Linked DNA regions of Homo sapiens: region 2 is linked to region 1. A link is an interaction called in ENCODE POLR2A ChIA-PET data of the cell type or tissue named here. Cell type or tissue: GM12878. All regions are shown on one strand.

Region 1 (8,000 bases):
TATACATATTTTTTTCTTTTTTACAGCAATATCCATTAACATAAGATTCTCAAAACTGTGTATCATAGTAGATTTTTCTCTAACAGCTTTATTGAAAATGCAGTTATCATATCATAAAATTCAGCTTTTAACGTTTTTAATTGAGTGGTTTGTAGTATAGTCACAGAGTTGTGCAACAATCAGTGCGATCAATTGTGGAATATTTGCATCATCCCAGACAGAAACACAGAACTCTTGTCAATCTGCCTTCAGGTTTTTTTTTCTTTTTTTTTCTTGAGACGGAGTCTCGCTCTGTTACCCAGGCTGGAGTGCCGTGGCGTGATCTCGGCTCACTGCAGGCTCCGCCTCCCGGGTTCACGCCATTCTCCTGCCTCAGCCTCCTGAGTAGCTGGGACTACAGGCGCCCGCCACCACACCCAGCTAATTTTTTTTTGTATTTTTAGTAGAGACGGGGTTTCACTGTGTTAGCCAGGATGGTCTCTGATCTCCTGACCTTGTGATCCGCCCGCCTCCACCTCCCAAAGTGCTGGGATTACAGGCGTGAGCCACTGTGCCCAGCCCTGCCTTCAGTTTTTACCAATCTGTAGATTTGTCTATTGTGTACATTTCATAGAAATGGAATCATACAATATATGGTCCTTTTGGGTCTGGTTTCCCTTACTTAGTTTAATGTTTTCTGGTTCATGCCTCTTGTAGTATGTATCAGTTCTTCTGTCTTCTTCTAAAATTATGGTTAAAAAGCATGTAACCTAAATGTACCTTTTTTGGTTTTTTTTTTGAGATAGGGTCTGGCTCTGTTGCCCAGGCTAGAGTGAGATTTACTCTTTAACGGTATTTACGGCCAGGTGCGGTGGCTCACGCCTGTAATTCCAGCACTCTGGGAGGCCAAGGCTGATGGATCACCTGAGGTCAGGAGTTCAAGACCAGCCTGGCCAACATGGCAAAACCCCATCTCTACTAAAAATACAAAAATTAGCTGGGCATGGTGGCGCGCTCCTGTAATACCAGCCACTCGGGAGGCTGAGGTAGGAGAATCACTTGAACCCGGGAGGTGGAGGTTGCAGTGAGTGGAGGTTGCAGTGAGCTGAGATTGCGCCACTGCACTCCAGCCTGGGAGACAGAGCGAAACCCCATTTCAAAATAAACAAACAAAAAAACAGTATTTAAGTGTGTATTATAGTGTCATGAATCATGTACATGTACAACAGCAGATCTCCAGGACATTTTCGTTTTGCTTGACTGAGACTCTATACCCATTGAACAACAACTCCTGATTTTCTCCTTTGTTCAATCCATGACAACTAACATTCTTTCTGCTTCTGTGAATTTGATTACTTTAGACATCTCATGTAAGTGGAATCATGCAGTATTTGTTGTTTTGTGATTGGGTTATTTCACATTTCACTTAGCATAATGTTTTCAAGGTTCATCCATGTTGTAGCATATGACAGGATCACCTTTTTTTTTTTTTTTTTGAGACAGAGTCTTACTGTGTCACCCAGGCTGGAGTGCAGTGGCGTGATCTCAGCTCACTGCATCCTCTGCCTCGTGGGTTCTCGGCTCACTGCAGCCTCTGCCTCGTGGGTTCAAGCAATTCTCCTGCCTCAGCCTCCTAAGTAGCTTGGACTACAGGCACATGCCACCATGCCTGGCTAATTTGTTTTGTATTTTTAGTAGAGACAGGGTGTCACCATGTTCCCCAGAATGGTCTCGATCTCCTGACCTCGTGATCCACCCGCCTTGGCCTCCCAAAGTGCTGGGATTAAAAGCATGAGCCACCACGCCCTGCCGATAACCTTTTTTTATGGCTGAATAATATTCCAACATACTTTTTCTTTTCCATACTAAAGCATCTTTTCTTTATCAGTTCATTGGTTGATGGACATTTAGATTGCTTCCACATCTTGACTATTGTGAGTAATGCTACAGTGAACATGGATATGCAGATATCTCTGAGATCTGGTTTTCAATTTTTTTTTTTTTTTTGAGATGGAGTTTCGCTCTTGTTGCCCAGGCCGGAGTGCAATGGCACAATCTCAGTTCACTGTAACCTCTGCCTCCTGGGCTCAAGCAATTCTGCCTCAGCCTTTCAAGTAGCTGGGATTACAGGCATATACCACCACGCCTAGCTAACTTTGTATTTTTAGTAGAGATGGGGTTTCACCATGTTGGCCAGGCTGGTGTCGAACTCCTGACCTCAGGTGGTCTGCCTGCTTCGGCCTCCCAAAGTGCTGGGATTACAGGCATGAGCAACTGCACCCAGTGATGTTCATTTCTTTTGGATAAATACCTAGAATGGCATTGGTGGAACATAGGGTAATTCTACTTTTATTTTTATTTTTTTTTGAGACAAGGGTCTCCCTCTGTCACCCAGGCTGGAGTATAATGATGCGATCTCAAGTCACTGCAACCTCTGCCTCCTGGGCTCAAGCAATTCTTGTGCCCCAGCCTCCCAAGTAGCTGGGATTACAGTGGTTTTGCCATGTTAGCCAGGCTGGTCTCAAATTCCTGACCTTAAGTGATCCTCCTGCTTCGGCCTCCCAAAGTGTTGGGATTATAGGTGTGAGCCACCGCACCCGGCCTACTTTTAATTTGATGAACCTCTATAGTGTTTTGCATAATTGCTGCATCATTTTATAAGTCCTTTGTCCATATACATATGTTTTTAATGATACTGGGCCTCTTTGTCACCTAGGGTGGAATACAGTGGTGCAGTTATAGCTCACTGCAGCCTCAAACTCCTGGGCTCAAGTGATCCTCCTATCTCAGCATCCTGAGTAGCTGGGAGTACAGGTGCATGCCACCACACTTGGCTAATTTTTGTGTTTTTTTGTAGAGACAGGTTTCTGGCTATGCTGCCCAGGCTGGTCTTCAACTACTGGGCTCAAATGATGTTCCCACTTTGGCCTCCCAAAATGCTGGGATTCCAGACATGAGCTACTGTGCATATCCCTTTGCATATTTTTAAATCTTGTTATTTTTAAAAAATGAGGTATAAGAGTTATTCATATATCCTGGATATTAACCAATTATCTGATGTATGATTTGCAAGTATTTTCTCCCATTTTGTACCTGCCTTTTCACTCTGTTGACTGTTTTCTTTGCTGTGTAGAAGTTAATGTGATTTTTTTTTTCCATTTTTGCTTTTTAAAAAATTTTTACTTGTGCTTTGGGTCTCATAGCCAGGAAATTCTTGTTCCTTCCAATATCATGAAGTTTTTTCGTCTGTTTTCTTCTAGGAGTTTCATAGTTGGAGGTCTTATGTTTAGGTCTTTGATCTATTTTATGATAATTTTTATGTAAGGTGTAAAATGAGAGTTCATCTTCGTTCTTCAGCATGTGCATATCCAGTTTTCACAATACCATCTGTTAAAGAGACTATCTTTTCCCCATTGTGTAGTCTTGGCACTGTTGTCGAAGGTCATTTGACCATGTATGTGATTTATTTCAGGGATCTCTGTTTTTTTTTTTTTTTTTTTAATTTTTAGTAAAATTGAGACGGGGTCCAACCATGTTGCCCAGGCTGTTCTTGAATTCCTGGGCTCAAGTGATCCTCCTGCCTCAGACTCCCAAAAAGCGGGGATTACAGGTGTGAGCCACCACCCTGGCCAGGGATCTCTGTGGATCTCTATTCTGTTCCATTGACTTACATGTCTATATTTTTATGCCAGTACAATATTGTTTTGATTACCATAGCCTCATGATATGTTTTGAAATCAAGAAATGTAAGGCCTTCAGTTTTTTTTTTTTTTCTTCTCAAGATTGTTTTGTTTATTTGGGGGTTCTTTGAAATTACACACTAATTTAGGATAGTTTTTTTATTTCTGCAAAAAAAAATGGCTTTTGAGATGTTGATAGGGATGGCATTGACTTTAGTTTCCTTTGGGTAGTAGGGATATCTTAACAATATTAAGTTTTCCAATCCATGAAAACAGGCTATCTTTCCATTTATTTATATCTTCCGTAATTTCATCCAACAGTGTTTTGGAGTGTACAACCATTTCTCCTCCTTGGTTAAGTTTATTCTTAAGTATTCTATTCTTTTTTATGCTATTGCAAATGTGATTGTTTTAATTTCCTTTTATATTGTTCATTATGAGTATATAGAAATGTTCAGGTTTAATTTTGTATCTTGGAACTTTGCCGAATTTGCTTCTTTGTTCTAATAGCGTGTGGAATCTTTAGGGTTTCCTACATAAAGGTTCATGTCATCTGCAAAGAGATAATTTGGCTCCTTGCTTCCCTATTTATTGCCTAATTACTCTGCTAGGACTTCAAATAATGTGTTGAATAGGTTGCTACAGTGGTATATTTCCCTTGCTCTTTATCTTAGAGGAAAAGCTTTCAGTGTTTCACTGTCAAGCATATTAGCTGTGGTCTTTTTATATATAGTCTTTATTATATTTATGTAATTACTTTTTTGTTTGTGTTTTTGTTTTTGGACAGCGTCACATTCTTTTTTTTTTTTTTTTTTGAGACAGAGTTTCATTCTTGGTGTCCATGATGGAGTGCAGTGGCGCGATCTCGGCTCACTGCAACCTCCACCTCCCTCGTTCAAGCCATTCTCCTGCCTCAGGCTCCTGAGTAGATGGGATTACAGGCGCCTGACACCACGCCCGGCTAATTTTTTTGTATTTTTAGTGGAGACGGGGTTTCACCATGTTGGTCAGGCTAGTCTCGAACTCTTGACCTTGTGATCTGCCCACCTCGGCCTCCCAAAGTGTAGACAGGGTCACATTCTGTCACTTAGGTTGGAGTGCAGTGGTGATATGGCTCACTGCAGCCTCAACCACCCAGGCTCAAGCAATACTCCCACCTTGACCTCCCAAGTAGCTGTGACTACAGCCATGCACCACCATACTCCGCTGATTTTTAACCTTTTTGTACAGGTCAGGTTTTACTATGTTGCCTAGGTGGGTCTAAAACTTCTGAGCTCAAGTGATCCTCCCACCTCAGCATCCCAAGTAGCTGGGACTGCAGGTGTGCACCATGACACCTGACTAATTTTGTAATTTTTTGTTGAAACAAGATTTTACTATGTTGCCTAGGGTGGTCTCAGACTCCTGGGCTCAAGCAGTCTTCCCACCTTGGCCCCCCAAAAGTGCTGGGATTACAGGTGTGAGCCACCATACCTGGCATGTAATTTCTTTTTATTCCTAGTTTGTTGAGTGCTTTCTTTTCAGTCATGAAAGGTAGTTGAATTTTGTCAGATGTTTTTTCTACCTCAAGTGTGAAGGTCATGTAGTTTTTTTGGGGTCCTTTATTCTGTTAATGTGCTGTATTCTGTTGATTTTTTTTTTCTATTTTTGAACCATCGTTGCATTCCAAGATTAAATTCCACTTGGTCATGATGTATATTTCTTTTTTTTTTTTTTGAGACGGAGTCTCGCTCTGTTGCCCAGGCTGGCGTGCCGTGGCGCAATCTCGGGTCACTGCAAGCTCCACCTCCCGGATTGACGCCATTCTCCTGCCTCGGCTTCCTGAGTAGCTGGGACTACAGGCGCCCCCCACCACGCCCGGCTAAATTTTTTTTGTATTTTTTAGTAGACAGGGTTTCACCATGTTAGCCAGGATGGTCTCCATCTCCTGACCTTGTGATCCGCCCTCCTCGGCCTCTCAAAGTGCTGGGATTACATGCATGAGCCACCGCGCCCGGCCCCCCCTTTTTTTTTTCTCCAGCTGGCCCTAACGGGAGCCGTATGTTTCTTTTAATGTGCTATTTAATTTGATATACTAGTATTTTGTTGAGGATTTTTGCATCAGTATTTATAAAAGATGTTGCTCTGTAGTTTATCTTTTCATTTCTATATGCTCTAGTCTTTGTTTCTTTCCTTCTACCAACTTTGGGCTTAGATTTATTTTTCTGTCTTCTCGAGGTGTAAATTTAGGTTGTTGAGTTGAAAACTTTGTTTTTCAATGTTGGCATTTACTGATACAGACTTCTCTCTTAGTAGTGTTTTTGCTGCATCCCATAAGTTTTGTGTTTTTTTTTTTGAGAGGGAGTCTCGCTCTGTCGCCAGGCTGGAGTGAGCTGGCACGATCTCAGCTCACTGCAAGCTCCACCTCCCGGGTTCAAGCGATTGTCCTGCCTCAGCCTCCCAAGTAGCTGGGATTACAGGTGCCTGCCACCACGCCCGGCTAATTTTTTGTATTTTTAGTAGAGACGGGGTTTCACTGTGTTAGCCAGGATGGTCTCGATTTCCTGACCTTGTTATCCTCCTGTCTCCGCCTCCCAAAGTGCTGGGATTACAGGCGTGAGCCACCGCGCCCGGCCCTGTCAAAAGATATTTTCAAATTTCCCTTGTGATTTCTTCTTTCTTCCATTGATTGTTCAAGAGTTTGTTGTTTAATTTCCACCTATTGGTGGATTTTTCAGTTTTTGTACTGATACTGATTTCTAGTTTCACTTGATTGTGACTGGAACAGATACTTGGTATGATTTCAGTCTTCATAAATTTGTTAAGACTTGTGTGGCTGGGCATGGCAGCTTACGCCTGTAATCTCAGCACTTTGGGAGGCCAAGGCGAGATCACCTGAGGTCAGGAGTTCAAGACCAGCATGGCCAACATGGCAAAACCCCATCTCCACTAAAAATACAAAAACTAGCTGGGCATGGTTGCTCATGCCTGTAGTCCCAGCTACTCAGGAGGCTGAGGCACGAGAACTGCTTGAACCCAGGAGGTAGATGTTGCAGCGAGCTGAGATCACGCCACTGCACTCCAGCCTGGGCGACAGAGTAAGATCCTGTGTCAAAAAAAAAAGACTCTGTGTGACCATATTGGAGAATATTCTATGTGCTTTTGACAAGAATGTGTATTCTGCTGCTGTTTGGTATTGGTGTTTTATATATGTTTGTTATATGCAATTGTTCAAGTCCTCTGTTTCTTTATTGATCTTCATTGTGGTTCTCTCCATTATTTTAACGTGGAGTATTAAAATCTCCTTGTGTTACTCTATTTCTCCTTTCAATTCTGTCATTATTTGCTTTTTATATTTGGGTGGTCTGATGTTAGGTGAATTACGTATTTGCAAGTGTTATAGCTTCCTGATGAATTGACTGTTTTATTATCATATCATGTGTTCCTTTGTCTCTTGTGACAGTGTTTTACCTAAAGTGTATTTTGTTTTATATAAGTATGGCCAAAACCTCTGCTTTCTTTTGTTTACCACTGGCATAGAATATCTTTTTGCAGCCATTCACGTTCAGCCTCTGTGAAGTGAGATTTAAGGCTCACTTAAATCTTAGGTGAGCCTTTTATAGATAGTACCTAATTGTATAATGGTTTTCATTCACTCAACCACTCTATCTTTAGATTGGGGAGTTTAATCCATTTTTTTTCTTATAGTAATTGCTTTTTTTTTTTTTTTTTTTTTTTTGAAACAGAGGCTTGCTCTGTCGCCTAGGCTGGAGTGCAGTGGCATGATCTTAGCTCACTGCAAACTCCGCCTCCCGGGTTCAAGTAATTCTAGTGTCTCAGTTTTCCTGAGTAGCTGGGATTACAAGCGTGCACCAACACGCTTGGCTAATTTTTGTCTTTTTAGTAGAGACAGGGTTTTGCAGTGTTGGCCACGCCAGTCTCAAGTGATCTTCCTCAAGTGATCCACCTGCCTTAGCTTCTCAAAGTGCTGGGATTATGGTTATGAGCCACTGTGGTCGGCCTCTTTTTTTATGGAGACAGGCTCTCCCTCTGTCATCCAGGCTGTAGTGCAGTGGGGCAATCTCAGCTCACTGCAACCTCCACCTCTGGGTTCAAGCGATTCTTGTGCCTCAGCCTCCTGAGTAGCTGGGGCTACAGGTGCCTTCCACCACCCCCGGTTAATTTTGTGTGGTTTTTCATTTTTAATAGATACGGGGTTTCACCATGTTGGCCAGGCTGGTCTTGAACTCCTAGCCTGAAATGATCCACCCACTTTGGCCTCCCACAGTGCAGGGATTACAGGTGTGAGCCACTGTGGCCTGTATTTGGCCTCATTTTTTGTTAAAGTAATTACAGACAAAG
Region 2 (8,000 bases), 74 kb after region 1:
TCTCATGCTCTTTGCCATGCCCAGTAACTGAAGATCCATCAATGATTGCTGCATATTGAACTCTTTTCTAGAATGGTATCACTGTTTAGTTTATGAGCACTGATACTTTCTGATTTAATTTAGCCTCTCTGTGATTACACTTACATAGTATATGTTCAGTGAGCAGCAAGTTATGACAAGTATCCTGCTTTCTTTTATTTGTGTATAAGGTACAGTTGTATTATAAGCACATCGTATCTATAAAATTTTAGTTATCTATCCATAAATCTTTTATTAAGAAAAAGACAGTGTGGGGCTGGGCGCAGTGGCTCACGCCTATAATCCCAACACTTTGGGAGGCCAAGGTGGGAGGATCACTTCAGGAGTTTGAGACCAGCATGGCTAACATGGTGAAACACCGTCTCTACTAAAAATACAAAAACTAGCTGGGCGTGGTGGCAGGCGCCTGTAATCCCAGCTACTCAGGAGGCTGAAGCAGGAGAATAGCTTGAACCCAGGAGGCGGAGGCTGCAGTGAGCCGGGATCTCACCACCTTACTCCAGCCTGGGCAACAGAGTGAGACTCCGTCTCAAAGAAAGAAAAAGAAAAAAGAAAAAAAAACAGTGTGAATAGAACCACGAAAGATTCAATCCAGTTAAGTTCAGGCATGAGATGGGAAACATGACCCTCCCGTTAACATTGGTGAGTCTCACTCAGTTCCTGCAAGCTCCTTATGGCATGAGCCTCATCAGGCCGTGGATAATTCTGCTACTCCTACAGCATGACCCTAACGTAGCTGCTGGTATTGTGAACATACTTGATAAAGAAATAGTGATAAGAATGATTTCCTTTAACATTCGATGAAAAACTATGTATAGCAGTCTCACTGATAAAAGGTATGTCAGTCTGCAAAGGGAAATCTTCCTAAGAATTGACAGTTTTTAATATGAATGATGGTTACCTTATACATTAACTGTAAACATTACCCCTGTGATAGGCAACCTCTTCACATATTTATGTAAAATTCTTATATTTGGTAGGCCTCCCATAACTGGCTTTTAGTTATGAGTTTTGAGTTTGAATGTTTATTTCCTCTCACAGTTTTGGTGAAATGGACCTTTGACAGAAAGAGAGAAAGAGGACAGTTTGCCTGTTAATTTGAGTACCTTTTTTTAAAGTTTACACGTTACTGCTATGTGCATTTTGTCATATTGTCTCAATAAGCTTGTCAGATTTCTCCATTTTAAAATGGGCTGCTCAGGATTCAGATTACCCTGCTAAGTCTGTGACGTAGCTGGATCTACAACCAGTCTGTAATCTACAGATTTCTAGTGTTATTCTGTACTGAGATGCCTCTCCAGAGTGCTGCCAGGTAACATGTGTTCACCTGAGAACAGACAAACAGGTTTTCCTCATACTTGTATTCCCAGGGCCTGACACATTGATAAGTTGTTTTTTGTTTGTTTTGGTAATGAATTAACATATTTTGAATCTGAATGGTTAATAAACAAATGAAAAACAACTTGAGGTAATTAACACCTCTGGAGGAAGAGTTATCTTAAATATTACTTGTTAAGCCATTTAAGTTTTCTCTGTTAAATTGTATTACCTGATTATTAATGTTATAAGATTAGAATTAATTAAAATATAGGATTAGAGCTAAATTCTTTTTAAAATTAATCTGTTCTCTTGGGAGTTGGTATCCTTTGTAATTAATACAGAAATAATGTAATTAAAACCATAGATATTAATATTTTCACGGTCTCTTATGCAGGCACTGAACTTACCTTCAACTACAACCTAGAATGTCTTGGGAATGGAAAGACTGTTTGCAAATGTGGAGCCCCGAACTGCAGTGGCTTCTTGGGTGTAAGGCCAAAGGTACCACCCTTCTAGACTTCTGCTTTGGGATTAGTGGTGCGGTCCTCCCTCCCTAACAGTGTTAGGGCAGTCTACATTTTAAGAAGAAATCTCTTTGAAATTAATGACATTCAGCCAGGCATGGTGGCTCATGCCTGTAATCCCAGCACTTTGGGAGGCTGAGGTGGGCGGATCACCTGAGGTCAGGAGTTCGAGACCAGCCTGGCCAACATGATGAAACCCCATCTCTAATAAGAATAGAAAAATTAGCTGGGCCGTGGTGGCATGTGCTTGTAGTCCCAGCTACTCAGGAGGCTGAGGCAGGAGAATCCCTTGAACCCAGGAGGCAGAGATTGCAGTGAGCTGAGATCACACCACTGCACTCTAGCCTGGGCAACACAGCAAGACTCCTTCTCAAAAAAAAAAAGAAAAATTCAATGACATTGAATAGGTGTTGATAGGGCCACTTGCAATTCACTAAGCATTCGGCTGATCAATTATATAAGAGGTTTTTGGGGATATTGTTGAAGTGTTTTGGGCCATCTGACTTTAATTGGTGCTACTTTTCTAACTAATAATGCTGTGAAATAGGACCTTATAAAGAAGGTTAGTTACCTCCCTCGTCTTGATCTCACATCTCCTAATAAGCCATATAGATTCTTGGTATATCTGTGTCTGTCCCTGTCTTTCTCTCACTTTCTCTTTCTGAAGATACCAAAAAATCTGCAGTTTAAGCTTCTAAATGTAGCATAACATCATAGATAAAAGTAGAACTCTTAATCTCACCATTATAAAAAAGTATAAGCATTGTTGTGTCTTCCTGTTTTTTTAGTATGCACTTTCTGAATAATTGAATTCTAATTCTGTAACTGTTAAGTATCATTTCCATGTCTATATTCTCCTTATTTTTTTTGTTGTTGTTGTTTTGTGTTTTTTTTTTTGAGGTGGAGTCTCGCTCTGTTGCCCAGGCTGGAGTGCAGTGGCGCAATCTCGGCTCACTGCAAGCTCCGTCTCCCGGGTTCACGCCATTCTCCTGCCTCAGCCTCCTGAGTAGCTGGAACTACAGGCGCCCGCCACCATGCCCGGCTAATTTTTTATATTTTTAGTAGAAACAGGGTTTCACTGTTGTTAGCCAGGTTGGTCTCGATCTCCTGACCTCGTGATCCGCCCGCCTTAGCCTCCCAAAGTGCTGGGATTACAGGCGTGAGCCACTGTGCCCGGCCCTTATATTATTATTTTTTAAAGTCCTTGCTGATCATTTTTAGTGACTGTCTTAATTTTTTTATATAATGGATGGACATACTAGATGAACATCTGGATAATTCAAGATTTCTGTATCATAAGTAACAGCACAGTGAAAATTGCAGTTTAATTTTGATACAAAATAAACTATATAGTGACTTCAATTGAGTATGTTCCATATGCCTTTTTGATTGTGAAGCTCAACATTAAGAACTGAAAAATGCAAATTAACATAGAAGCCAATAAGAAAAGAGTAAATAAATTTTTTTTTTTTTTTTTGAGACGGAGTCTCGCTCTGTTGCCCAGGCTGAAGTGCAATGGTATGATCTCGGCTCACTGTAACCTCCGTCTCCCAGGTTCAAGTGATTCTCCTGCCTCAGCCTCCCAGGTAGCTGGGATTACAGGCCCCTGCCACCACACCTGGCTAATTTTTTGTATTTTTAGTGGAGATGGGGTTTCCCCATGTTGGCCAGGCTGGTCTCAAACTCCTGACCTCAGGTGATCCACCTGCCTCAGCCTCCCAAAGTGCTGGGATTACAGGCGTGAGCCACTGCGCCTGGCCAGAAATGAAGAGCACTCAATGATCATTTTTTAATCTTGTTAAATAAGGAGAATCACCTCTATATTATACTGGATTTTATTGTGCTTTTTGTTTAGTTTTGTTGGTTTAACGGTGTTGTTCCTTAAGATGTTGACTTGTTTCCTATAAATTAAAATAGTAACTCAGTTTAACCTGTACTTAATGGTATTAAGTGTAGTGCGGATGTCAGTTTCAGCATCCTTGATGTCTGCATGGGATAGCATTTCACAGGAGTCAGTCAGAGGTAGATGCTAGAGAGGTCACTGTGTGCTCTTAGTAGATACTGGTCTGTCAGAATAGGGTGGACCTCCATTAAGCCTTACAGATTGGTCCTGGATGTTTCTGGGTTAAAATGAAGAATGTGATAAGATGATTTGGTGACCAAGTGTGGGCTGCAGGGAACAAAGAGAGAACATCTGCTGGCTGCTCCAGGGTCTGCCTTGGGAGTGGTGGACCTGAAGCTAATTTGACTTGATGTGTAGTCTTATTGACGGCAGGGACCATGAATTAACTTTTTTGTGTCTTAACACATTGCTTATAGTAAGTTCAGTTATGCTTTGTTGAATGAACGAGAAATAGGCATGTGTACCCACACACAGAAGTCTAGTTTAGTTCTGAAAGTAGACGAATATAAAAGTGAAACTTTGGCCAGGTGCGGTGGCTCACGCCTGTAATCCTAGCACTTTAGGAGGCCAAAGCGGGTGGGTCACAAGGTCAGGAGTTCGAGACCAGCTTAACCAATATGCTGAAAACCCGTCTCTACTAAAAATACAAAAATTAGCCAGGAGTGGTGGTGGGCGCCTGTAATCCCAGCTACTCAGGAGGCTGAGGCAGGAGAATTGCTTGAACCCAGCAGGCGGAGGTTGCAGTGAGCCGAGATCGCGCCACTGCACTCCAGCCTGGGCAACACAGCAAGACTCCGTCTTGAAAAATAAATAAATTAATTAACTAATAAAACTTATGAAAGGCATGTCATTTAACACCAGCCTTATGGATCAGCAAAAACACAAAGATTTTTGTCTTCTGTTTTGTTCAGGTGGCAGGAGTAGTTGATACAAAAATTATTGCTACGTATCTGTGATGTACCAGGTACCTTTCCTGCATTTTATCTTCATGACAATCTCTTTTCCCAGAGAAGAGAATGAGGCTCAGAGAGGGTAGTTAACCCGGTTAAGATTGGTACTAATGTGTTCACAGAATGCTGACTGTTCAATATCTGACCTGTAGAATCAACCCATTGCCACGGAAGAAAAGTCAAAGAAATTCAAGAAGAAGCAACAGGGAAAGCGCAGGACCCAGGGTGAAATCACAAAGGAGCGAGAAGATGAGTGTTTTAGTTGTGGGGATGCTGGCCAGCTCGTCTCCTGCAAGAAACCAGGCTGCCCAAAAGTTTACCACGCAGACTGTCTCAATCTGACCAAGCGACCAGCAGGTTGGTGCCAAAATCCATTTGTACCGCTACTCGTTCTCTCCATCATACTCAGGGTCTCATGCCATTTGCATCAGCCTTGAAGAAAGTGCCATTTGGTCTTTCCATGCATAATTTTGAGGGGTATGGTCTATTTTCTTATTTTGGAAATAATGAAAGCAAAGGCTTAGAATTCTTAGTTATGAAGAATGGGACAGCGGTGCACTTGCTGTGTTTCAGGTCCTTTACTTACAGTCATGTTTATTTCATTCCCCCAGCAGCCCATAATGGTTGGTTTTCTTCCATAATGCATGTGAAGAAACAGAGTGAGGATTGGGGAGGTGATCTTTCACACATAGATAGAGGAGCTGGATTGAGAGCTGGGTTTTTGACTCCAAGACTATTAAATCATGTTGCCTTTCTAGAGAAAGAAAGATTGAGATAGTAAAGCCTTTAGGTGGTTCTAGTCAGTGAGAGATGGATTGCCACCCTTTTAGCACTTCCTACCTTGCTCCCCTACGCCTAGTGCAGTCTCCCCCCATGCAGAGTAGACTTTTTTCCTCTAAAGGAGATTTGGTTGTATCAGTTAATACATGAGAAAGCTGCTCAGGTGGATGTGGTACCCAGGAAATTTGTAGTTGAAGAAATTGAGAACCTTTGAGTAGTGATTTGGGGTTAGAGAATTTTAGGGATTTGGATATGCCATCTATTTTAATGAACAAAAAAGAGAAACCAGTAGGGAGCCATTCCAGGGTGAGGAGATTATACATTACTAGTGACCTGCTTCCAAGAGTTGCAGAACGTTAAGAACTTTAGGGTATAAGTAAAAGGAATTTGTCCCCAAATTGGCTTTCCTTCACTGTATATTGGCCAGGGTCATGAAATAAAAGAAACTGAGGTAGGATGAGGGCAAGGCCATCACATTGACCTGTCAGCACCAGGAAGTAGAATTGTTTCAGAATCAACTGCTCAGGGTCGTCACTGGCGCAGGCTATGATAGAACCAATCTTGCCTGTGTGCCAGGAGTGGGAGCTGGTGTAGTTGATTTGAAGGTGGAAACACTGTCCCTGGTCAAGACCCTCAGGTTTCATGAAATGTGGGGAGGCAGGTAAAAGCTTAGGTCAGCTTTGGGTCTTTTCTACTGATTCCATGTGAACAACATATAACGTGCTGTGCTGATCTCAAGACTTAAAATAGAGCAAAGGTAAATCTTCCATTTTTCATGATTTTATATCTTTTCTATTACTGTTAATAGCAAATAAGCAGGAATCTAAATCACCAGGATATTTCTCTTTGAGTTGCTTATTTAAAAGCTGTATAGTACAAATGGAGATTGCAAAAATATAAAAGTAATATCTTAAGTTTCATGTAAAAGAAACTTTTTGTTGTCCCCACCCCCGCCCCCCCCTCACCTCCTTGCTGGAAATAGTCATAGAAATACCAATTTACTCTTCTGCTTGTATATTTAGTTGATAGTAGTTGCTATTTGATAATTCGCTGTTACTTTATGTATTCTGTGCACAAAAAGAAGCTGGAATTCTGGGGCAAGAGGTGGCTGGTGAGTGGCATAAGCTCTCTGAAGCAGGGACAGTGTGAAGGAAGGTCATCATCCACACCTTCGGACTGTAGCATAGCCTTGGCCCATGTGATATGTATCTCTTTTTTCCTAAACTTTTGATTTACTTCTGTGTTTTCAGGGAAATGGGAATGTCCGTGGCATCAGTGTGACATCTGCGGGAAGGAAGCAGCCTCCTTCTGTGAGATGTGCCCCAGCTCCTTTTGTAAGCAGCATCGAGAAGGGATGCTTTTCATTTCCAAACTGGATGGGCGTCTGTCTTGTACTGAGCATGACCCCTGTGGGCCCAATCCTCTGGAACCTGGGGAGATCCGTGAGTATGTGCCTCCCCCAGTACCGCTGCCTCCAGGGCCAAGCACTCACCTGGCAGAGCAATCAACAGGAATGGCTGCTCAGGCACCCAAAATGTCAGATAAACCTCCTGCTGACACCAACCAGATGCTGTCGCTCTCCAAAAAAGCTCTGGCAGGGACTTGTCAGAGGCCATTGCTACCTGAAAGACCTCTTGAGAGAACTGACTCCAGGCCCCAGCCTTTAGATAAGGTCAGAGACCTCGCTGGGTCAGGGACCAAATCCCAATCCTTGGTTTCCAGCCAGAGGCCACTGGACAGGCCACCAGCAGTGGCAGGACCAAGACCCCAGCTAAGCGACAAACCCTCTCCAGTGACCAGCCCAAGCTCCTCACCCTCAGTCAGGTCCCAACCACTGGAAAGACCTCTGGGGACGGCTGACCCAAGGCTGGATAAATCCATAGGTGCTGCCAGCCCAAGGCCCCAGTCACTGGAGAAAACCTCAGTTCCCACTGGCCTGAGACTTCCGCCGCCAGACAGACTGCTCATTACTAGCAGTCCCAAACCCCAGACTTCAGACAGGCCTACTGACAAACCCCATGCCTCTTTGTCCCAGAGACTCCCACCTCCTGAGAAAGTACTATCAGCTGTGGTCCAGACCCTTGTAGCTAAAGAAAAAGCACTGAGGCCTGTGGACCAGAATACTCAGTCAAAAAATAGAGCTGCTTTGGTGATGGATCTCATAGACCTAACTCCTCGCCAGAAGGAGCGGGCAGCTTCACCTCATCAGGTCACACCACAGGCTGATGAGAAGATGCCAGTGTTGGAGTCAAGTTCATGGCCTGCCAGCAAAGGTCTGGGGCATATGCCGAGAGCTGTTGAGAAAGGCTGTGTGTCAGATCCTCTTCAGACATCTGGGAAAGCAGCAGCCCCTTCAGAGGACCCCTGGCAAGCTGTTAAATCACTCACCCAGGCCAGACTTCTTTCTCAGCCTCCTGCCAAGGCCTTTTTATATGAGCCAACAACTCAGGCCTCAGGAAGAGCTTCTGCAGGGGCTGAGCAGAC

What was found. Peaks named below come from ENCODE experiments on the same cell type or tissue, not always from the same donor. Only the 100,000 strongest peaks of a DNase experiment are listed, where the experiment ranks them.
Region 2: POLR2A ChIA-PET joins it to region 1 with 5 read pairs; 6 of 35 experiments call an interaction of 5 or more read pairs at or near these places.

The regions. Positions count from the first base shown.
Region 1 is chr5:177,213,211-177,221,210 of GRCh38, forward strand. All of the region lies in intron 5 of NSD1 (nuclear receptor binding SET domain protein 1), which reads left to right. Among named protein-coding and RNA genes, the nearest start is that of NSD1, 83 kb to the left of the region's middle. In GM12878, no CTCF peak of the experiment used is centred here; no DNase peak of the experiment used is centred here.
Region 2 is chr5:177,287,066-177,295,065 of GRCh38, forward strand. It overlaps NSD1 (nuclear receptor binding SET domain protein 1), which reads left to right. Exons shown (of 23, transcript NM_022455.5): 21 at 1,754-1,860; 22 at 4,889-5,093; 23 at 6,767-8,000. Among named protein-coding and RNA genes, the nearest start is that of RAB24, 13 kb to the right of the region's middle. In GM12878, no CTCF peak of the experiment used is centred here; a DNase peak (open chromatin) is centred at 4,212; H3K4me3 peaks cover 768 bases; H3K27ac peaks cover 841 bases.